2 separate regions of the Mus musculus genome follow, and region 1 is linked to region 2. The links are chromatin loops, found by intact Hi-C in ENCODE. Cell type or tissue: heart. All regions are shown on one strand. Each heading gives the region's core, and the rest is flanking DNA. Links, peaks and the distances in the headings are about the cores only. Region 1 holds the start of Lbr (lamin B receptor). Region 2 holds the start of Srp9 (signal recognition particle 9).

What was found. Peaks named below come from ENCODE experiments on the same cell type or tissue, not always from the same donor. Only the 100,000 strongest peaks of a DNase experiment are listed, where the experiment ranks them.
Region 1: a loop joins it to region 2, with 2.9 times the contacts of the local background. A loop is called at or near these places in 1 of 42 quality-filtered maps.

What each region holds. Positions count from the first base shown.
Region 1 is chr1:181,840,455-181,844,837 of GRCm38, forward strand. Lbr (lamin B receptor) reads right to left here and starts at 1,947. Exons shown (of 14, transcript NM_133815.2): 1 at 1,834-1,947. In heart, for the core only: a CTCF peak has its summit at 2,120; a DNase peak (open chromatin) is centred at 1,997; H3K4me3 peaks cover 2,994 bases; H3K27ac peaks cover 2,866 bases.
Region 2 is chr1:182,122,404-182,126,786 of GRCm38, forward strand. Srp9 (signal recognition particle 9) reads left to right here and starts at 2,334. Exons shown (of 3, transcript NM_012058.3): 1 at 2,334-2,572. The coding sequence starts at 2,501. Gm33725 (a long non-coding RNA gene) reads right to left here and starts at 2,363. Exons shown (of 3, transcript XR_373761.4): 1 at 2,030-2,363. In heart, for the core only: a CTCF peak has its summit at 2,251; DNase peaks (open chromatin) are centred at 2,328 and 2,698; H3K4me3 peaks cover 1,988 bases; H3K27ac peaks cover 1,428 bases.

The sequences.
Region 1 (4,383 bases), core at 212-4,211, 280 kb before region 2:
TCAGAAGCATCCAATCCTTGCCATTCATCCCATCCAGGTACTAACCACGTCTGATCCTGTTTGGCTTCAGAGATCTGATGAAATCCAGAGGATTAGAATGGTATGGCCCTAGACTCACTGCTGTTTCTCTACTGCATCTTGAAGACACCACATTAACTATGAGTCCAACAAAGAACACAAGTCAAAGTTTAAAAAAAAAAAAATTCTATTACTTATTAAATAGTAGGTAATACATAATCAAGGCACCCAGTAGATATTTGAGCCTCAATTTTTCAAAAATATGCCTATAATGTGTAATATAAAATTTGATCCCCAGAAAAAAAGGGAGGAAAAGAACTGAGACTAGCAGGGCATGGTGGCTTTAATCCCATTCTTTGGGAGGCAGAGGAAAACAGACCTCTGTATGTTGAAGGTCTGCCTAGCCTGCACTGTGTTCCAGGACAATAAAGGCTGTGCAGAGATCTTGTCTCAAAAAAACAAACAACAACAACAACACAAACCATGAACTGACACTGATGGTGATATTTTATATAGCATGTGGAGAACGACCTTGTCTTAGGAGACAAAAAAAAAAAAAAAAAAATGGGCTGCCAACAAGATATGAATGCCACTTTGCACAAGATCCACACAGTCAGTGGAAACTACATAACACATCCCAAAATATTGCCCAACAGGAGATAATTATACTGGATAGGACAAGGAGGCTCCAGACTCCCGTGTATTCTTATGCACCCAAGTAACGCATAAGAGACGCACACAGGCTTCCCTAAACAAACAGGTTGTTTGCAAAGAAAAGTCACTCGCTAAACTGTACCCTCAACCACATACCGCAGAAATTCAAGAATCCTCAGGCTTTTTTCCTGTCAACCCAGATTCTTGCTAACCCGAGGGTCATTTGGCACTGAACGCCTCACATATTATGGTACAATATAACACTATGTATCAGTGTGGCCGATTTCTTTCTACGATGCTCCGGTGCGTTACTAAGATCTTTAATCGTTTCCCCCCCTCTCCCAAATTCACTTAATGTGGCAGAAAGAAAAAGCTCAAATGGTGGCTCACAGCTACCCTTTAACACCTGAGCCGGCACAGGCCTGCTAGGCAAAACGCAAACAGGAAGGCGTTCGCAGGGTCTGTGCCCCTTCAGAGCCGTGCAGGAGAAAGCTGGCTGTCCTGGCAGAGTGGCCTTTTCCCTTAATACCCAAAAGCACGCTAATCTTAACAGTCCTTACTCACTCCCGCCCCAACTCCCCAGTCAACGCTCATCATCACCCTCTCTGTCCGTATTAGGTCCTCCATCCCGCGCTTCTCTGTAGCCCCATCTTCTAACCCTCAGAGCAGCTGCTACTTTGTAGCCCCAGATCTAGTCCTGCTCCTGCACCTGAGCCACGGCCCTAGCACACCAAGTGCGCTACACAGGGCGGGCGGGCGCAACGCCAGGCCAGCCCGCCATCGCCGAAGTGCCCCGGAGCAGGCCCTCCGCACCCCAGCGCGCACTGAGTGGCCCTCGAAGCTGCTGGAGGCGCGAGGTCCGCTGTCACCGCGCAGAAGCACTCAGGAGGCCCGGATAGGCGGGACGGCGCCCTGGCAGGAGCCAGAGGCGGTTAACCCCTCCTCCGAAGGCCGCCCGCTTTCCGAGGGCCGGGAAGCCGCGGCGAGCACAGCCCAGCCCGGCCCGGCCGGGGCACCCAACGCGCGCGTCCGAGACGGGGATCGGGGGTTGTCCGCCATCCGAAACCCGCGCTCGACTTCCGGCCCGCGCGGCCCCAGCCTCGCCGGCCGCCCCGGGGAACCCGCTCTCCACACGCGGCGGAGTCCCGCGCCGACGCTCACCTGGCCGCGCTCCGGCGGGAACTCCAGCCACTCCAGGACAGTCACCAGCAGCCAGCGGCGACTCCGCGCGCGACACAGCCGGCCGCGCTCTCGCGCCCCCGAGGTCCCGCCCCTAGCGAGGCTGCCCTGAGCTCCCCATTGGTCCCTCGACCTTTTGAATCATCGCCGGCGCTGGCGATTGGTCGAGGGCCAGTGGCGCGTCCAGCCCGCCCGCTCGTGAGCGTCCGGCGTCCCCACCCGGTTTATCTCCGCAGCCCAGGCACCAAGCCGCGCTTTGGCTCGCGCCCTCCTGCGGAGCGATCTAGGCCGGCGGTCTGGGAGGAGGGTGAAGCTCGCGCGACGCCAGGCAAAAGCGTCCGCTGCTGTCACCCGGCTCTCGGTCCGTGTGTAACCTCGGGAGCCAGCGGGCCGCGCGCTTAGTCCGGCCACGGCCGAAGCCCGCGGGCTTCGCGTCCCGCCTGGACCCGACCCCAGCAGGCCCAGGCCGGAGCCCCCAAACTCCCCCCCCCCCTTACACTTGCCACCACTGGTTGTTTCCTTCCTCTCGGGTTGAGAGTTCAAAGCAGTTCGTTAAAGCTCCCTACTTCGCCGTGCTGTTTTTAAAGGTATTTCCAACATCCCTTATTAAATACATCTGAGTGTCTTCCTGCCTCGGAAGCACTGTGGGTTCAGATGCAAGGCTGAAATAAGTCTTTTCATCCGCAGCGTGGCTTCAGGTGCACAGCGCTGTCACCTTCTCAGCTACAAACGAGTGAGTAAGTGCGTGCCTCGGAGCCCTTCCTAAGAAAGAGTGCTCACCACGATTTGATTTGTCATTGCCGTTGGGGTTGCCCTGGGTGGAAATCTAAACCACAGATGTGTGCATCAAGAAACCTCTAAACGTAAAGTTTGGCAAATCCCTTAAGCTTCAGCTCTTAAAGACGAATCCTACTCCGAGTCCTGCGGCAAATAACACAGGAAAACACCATGGGAAGGATGTCGTTTGAGATAAATTCTACTAATACCAAAGACATCCTTCACTCCTCAAACCCAGAGCCAAGGTTCCGTTGGGTTCCCTCCACAGGACATATAAGCATTTTCACTTACAAAATAAAAGACCAGAGGCGGGGAAACCTTGTAAACTTTGGTTTATAGTTTCTTCAAAAGGACCAGGCCAGTGAGGCTGGAGAGCCAGCTCAGATGATAAAGAACCCTGCCTTGAAAGAATAAGAACTTTGTGAGCACTTGAGACCCTCAGCACTAAAATTAAAACAAGAGGAAGGTGCTCTCAAAAGGCTGTAACTATAATGAAGGGGACAGAGGTAGCTGGGGACAAACAGATCTCCCTGGACTCAGTTGGTAACAGCTAGGATTTTGTGAGACACCCTGTCTCAAAGAGCAAGATGTTGCGCAGTTGGAGAAAGACAACTTACACTAACCTTTGGCCTTCATGTATACACTTGCACACACACACACACACACAAATAAGCCTGTATACGAATTCAACATCATACCTTATATTCACTAAAGATGTTTGTGTGTGCAAGGCATGGGTACATACAGAACTCATTCCTGCTTTTCCTTAACATTTAACTTTAAATTTTTTAATTTTATTAATAAGTTAGAAGAGGTAAGGACATGGATCCGGACCTACTAATTAATTGTGAAAATTAGATGCAGCTGTTCATTGGGAAACGCAGCTGGCAATAATTCCTTATAACATTCTCTTATTTCAGATTCACGAAATTGCCATTTGTAATCAGTACATTCAGGTAGATGAAATGTTTGTTTGTTTTTTTAACCACATGTATATCAGTAAGTTCTTAATGGATTTTGGGTCTTTCTCTATCTAAATCTCATGGTTGCATAATTTGCAATTAGATGTGAGTTGTAGCCTCACTGCAGCCTGTTTAAACTACCAAGTTCATCTTTTTCTTTAAAAGCTAGAGGTGGAGCATAAACCCTTTACCCTTGGCCAGCCACACCCCAGCCCCTGGTAAATCAATCCTAAAGATCCCTTTCTCTGACTGTTAGCTAAGAAGTAAGCCTAAAAATATGTTTGGATGCTCTCAGAGTCCAGAAATACTTCTCTGCAGAAAAATATCCCAACTTCAGCAGGACACGGGACAGCCATGCAGAAACCCTGGCCTGCTGGAATCTGAACAGATGTGGTGGTCTCTGGACCTCCCCAGGCTTGCTCTTTATCTACCCCACCTCACCAGCTCTCCAGAAGTCTCCACAGACTGGCCGGCCCTTCCTTTGACACTCTAGAATGTTCCTCTCTTTTCCAGAGTGCAGCATCCCAGGAAAACTTCACAAAGTACTTGCCACACACAGGGCTCTGTGCCACAGGCATCCATACTCATAGAGCATAGGAAATACGTTTTATACACTTTGTATCTGTGCCCATTAAGTTCACCAGTGAGCTTGCTGACTGTGAAACTGTGTTCTGGGTGTCCTCCAACTGTCCTGGGTGTCCTCCAGAAAGCCGGGTTCTATCTCCTTGAGCTTCCTCCAGTGTGGATAAAACCTACACAGAGAAATCCTGTCTGAAGGGAAAGAAGACAAAAG
Region 2 (4,383 bases), core at 68-4,067:
GTTTGTTTCTGCTCTTCAGCGTCCCCATAGCCCCTGCAATATGTCCCTTGTTCTAAGGGAATAGAAGCCTTCTTCTGAAGCTAATCTTATTCACAAGTGACTTTAACCTTCGTAGAGATGACTCAGCTAACCACCCAGCCTCCTGGGAACTTGAGCTGTAAAGCCCTAATGTTTGAGCAGACCTTCAAGCATCCCCCGGGAGGCTGACTTCAGAGTCCCTTTGTTTCACCCCCTTTAAAAAAAATCAAAATAATTGCTATCTATTTAGCCCAGGTACCATGATGGCCTCTTGCTAGGACTGCCATCATTCTTGTTTCTTTCTTCCTTTCTTTTCTTTGCTTATTTCTTTTTTTAAAAAGATTTATTTAGGGGGGCTGGTGAGATGGCTCAGTGGGTAAGAGCACCCGACTGTTCTTTCGAAGATCCGGAGTTCAAATCCCAGCAACCACATGGTGGCTCACAACCATGTGTAAGGAGTGTCTGAAGACAGCTACAGTGTACTTACATATAATAAATAAATAAATCTTAAAAAAAAAGGACTGAAGGTTTGTCCCAGAGACTGCTCAATGTTTAAAAAAAAAAAGATTTATTTATTTATTTATTTATTTATTTATTTATTATGAGTATGCTGTTGCTGTCTTGAGACACACCGGAGGAGGGCATCGGATCTAATTACAGGTGGTTGTAAGGCACCATGTGGTTGCTGGGATTTGAACTCAGGACCTTTGGAAGAGTAGTCGGTGCTCTTAACTGCTGAGGCATCTCTCCAGCCCTGCTTGTTTATTTCTAAGTAGCCCAGTTTGGCCTTGGACTAAATAGCTGGGACTTTCCGCAAACTCATGACATAAAAAAAGAAAAAGAAAGAGCAAAAGAAAAAAAGGAAGGAAGGAAAGAAGGAAGAAAAGAGAAAGAAAATGAATGAAAGGAAAGAAAAGAGAAAAAATGAAAGAAAGAAAAAGAAAGAGAAAGAAGGAAAAAGAAAAGAAGTCGGGCAGGGGTGGCGCACGCCTTTAATCCCAGCACTTGGGAGGCAGAGGCAGGCGGATTTCTGAGTTCAAGGCCAGCCTGGTCTACAGAGAGAGTTCCAGGACAGCCAGGGATACACAGAAAAACCCTGTCTTGAAAAACAAACAAACAAACAAACAAACAAAGAAGAAAGAAAGAAAAAGAAAAGAAAAAGATAGGGAAGAGGAAGGCAAGATGGGGAGGAGAATGTGGCTAAGTTCAGTGGCAGAGACCTTGTCTAGAATGCACAATCCTTAGCACTGAAAACCCAAAACAATACAAGACAAAACAAAACAAAAAACCCAACAAAACTGTTTAAAGCTGATCAATGGGGGCTGGTGAGAGGGCTCAGGGTTAAGAGCACTGACTGCTCTTCCAGAGGTCATGAATGAGTTCAAATCCCAGCAACCACATGGTGGCTCACAACCATCTGTAATGAGAAACAAAAAATAAAAACAACAACAGCAACAACAACAACAAACCTTTGGGCCCGGATTGAGGAGGGGCAGAGCAAGATGGAGAAGGGAAGGGGGAAAAAGCAGCTCAATGGACAGGGGGATGTAATTTTTAGTAAGAGTAAACATTCGTGGGGCCAGGAGTGAAGACAGAGGAAATGAATTACAAGGAGGCATGAAGAAATTTCTAGAGGTGAAAAATACCCCCATATATTGATTATGACATTAGGCAAGTAGGTATATGCTCTGTGGCTGTGTGACGTGTGTGTATATGTATTTTTTTCAGAATCCATGATCGTATATTCTCAAAGCCGATGTTTACTGCACACATAAACTATATACCCCAATAAAATTTCTTTTAAAAGCTGTCCTGTGTCACACTCTGCCTGAGGGAAAGACTCAAATTTCGTATCCTAGCAGATGCCACAGTGTAGCTTCCTTCTCTCTGTGCTTCTTCTCTTCCTCCATTCCCTTGAACACTACTGTTCCTCTTAAGTACACGTACACTGCAGATCTTAAATGTGCCTAGAGGTCTCGCCCTTCTCTACTCCCTATTCAGTTTGTCTCACCTCTGGGAGCCTTGCTCCTTTTTGTTCCACTGACCCGATACAAAAGTCTACCACAGAAAGTTTTTGGTTGCGCGTCCGTTATGTCTCCCCAACTCCTTGATTAGGCTTTGAGTGTGACAGCTGCGCCTTGTCATCACCACGACTGTGACTTGGGTACCAGGTCACAGAGCTCCTTAGTCTTTGGAAAGGCAGCACAGGCACTATCCCCTCCAGCCCTGCAGGCGGCGCTGTGGCAGCCGCCCTCTCCTCTCCCGACCTCTCAGAGCGGAGGCCCCGCCCCCCGACATCACGCCTCCTGCCCATTGGACAGGCGCGCGGCCGAGGCTGGCCAATGGCGTGAGCGCTCGTGAGCCTCCGTCTTTGCGCCGCCGGAGTGCAGCGCTGTGGGCGGTTGCGGGAGAGCGGCGGGCCGCCGGGGCGACAGCGCCGTGACTCGCTTCGCGGCCTTGTTCCTCGCTGCCTGAAGCCACGATGCCTCAGTTCCAGACCTGGGAGGAGTTCAGCCGGGCGGCCGAGAAGCTCTACCTGGCGGACCCCATGAAGGTGAGTCGCTGCAGGGACCGCCCTGGGGCCCGGGGCTTCTCTACCCTTGGCGCGGCCTGAGCACGCCCAGGAAACAGTCGGCCCACCCGGTGCCACTGTCCCTTCGTCTGCTTCCGACTGACCCGGAGACCCAGTGACCCAGCGAGGCGACCCCAGCAGCTACAGGCAGGGCGGTTTCCGCAGCGCCGGACCCCACAGCGGCCTGCACCCGGGGGAGCTCCTAACTTCCGCTCGGGATCTGGTTGGTTTACGTGTCGCTGAGTGGGCTCCTCCCCCTGCACCGTCGCTTTCCTGTCCGTCGCTTAGTTTAGTGCCCCTTTCCTTTCCTACCCAGACCCGAGAGTACCAGCTTATAAAATGGTGCTACTGTACGTCCCAGTTAGGAAGCACCTGCTCTACTTTTTTTTTTTTTTTTTTGGATAGTGGGGATTTTTAGTCTTTTCCTGGACCAGTTGAAACATGGAGACTGTTTGCACTCTCACGTTAGACATAAATGTTTGCAAGCGGTTTCATTCCCCAAAGCAAACTACCCAGTCCCATCTCAGCAGTTCAGAACAAGTTCCGGGAGGGGGACACAAAGGTCAGCTTCATCATTCCTTAAAGGATTGTTGAAGGTATGGTAGACGCATGTTTTATGAATATACACGTTAAGGAAAAAGAAAACAAAAACAAAAAAACCGATGAGCAGCTAACAATCTCAAGAACCCGGGCTCAGTGCATAACACGAACTCTGTGTGTGTGTGTGTGTATCATAATGAGACTGCAGAGACACTCAGCATGCAGAACTCACTTAAGGATGGAAAGAGGGAATCTACTCCTTAAATTTGCCCTCTGACCACACATCTCTCACACTAACATGTACACACACAGACACACACATGTAAGTAAAAATCAAAAATATATTGGTACTGGCAGCTTGCGGTGGCAGTACTTACTACAGGATTTTACAGGGAGCATCTTTTACTTTTGGTTGTGAGCATAGCCTTTAGCAGCTAAGCCATCTCTCCAAGCCCACAGGAAGCATCTTTTAAGAAGGTCAGTCCATTAATTCTTACGTATGTCAGTGTTTGCTTGTGCACATGGGGTGCCTGCCCTGCTGGGGTCAGAAGAGGGCATTGAATCCCCGGGAAATGGAGTTAGGCATGGGTGTGAGCCACCTTGTGGGTGCTGGGAGCCAAATCTGTGTCTACCTGCATTAGAACCACAGGAAGACCAGAGTAGACAGTAGAACATTCGGAACCATCCTTGTGTATTTTTAAGCTCCTATCTTCTCATGCGTCCTAGATGGGCCTCATTAATGTCCTGTGGAGATGAGAGTGATCTTGAACTCTGGGTGTTAGCTCCCCCGGCCCTTCTTTTTATTTCTCAGGAACTCAGAGATCCGCCTGCCTCTGCCTCCCGAGTGCTGGGATTAAAGGCGTGTGCCACCACACCCGGCTGCAGGCTCCCTTTTTAAGGCAACATTTAAAACTAATGATCTTATTAAAGTGATAATAAATGGCTAGGTAGATTAGGTATTTTTGAAATTGTGTAGTTTGTGACAGTGGTGGCTTCTTGTATGTACTTTCATGTGGTTCATTTCCTCAGTTGGGCAGTGTGCTGTAAGGTGGTATAAGGTTTGTCCAGAAGGGCCTGATACTGACAACAGTATACAGTGTCTGCATTTAGTAAAGAGACTGTAGATACACCAGCACACATTGAGTGACTATTTGAAGATGTAGTTGCGGGGCCAGTGAAAGTAGAAGTGTCAGGGAGTTGTGATGAGAAGGAGACACAGAGGAGGAGCTGGCCAGATCTGTCCAGGAGAAAAT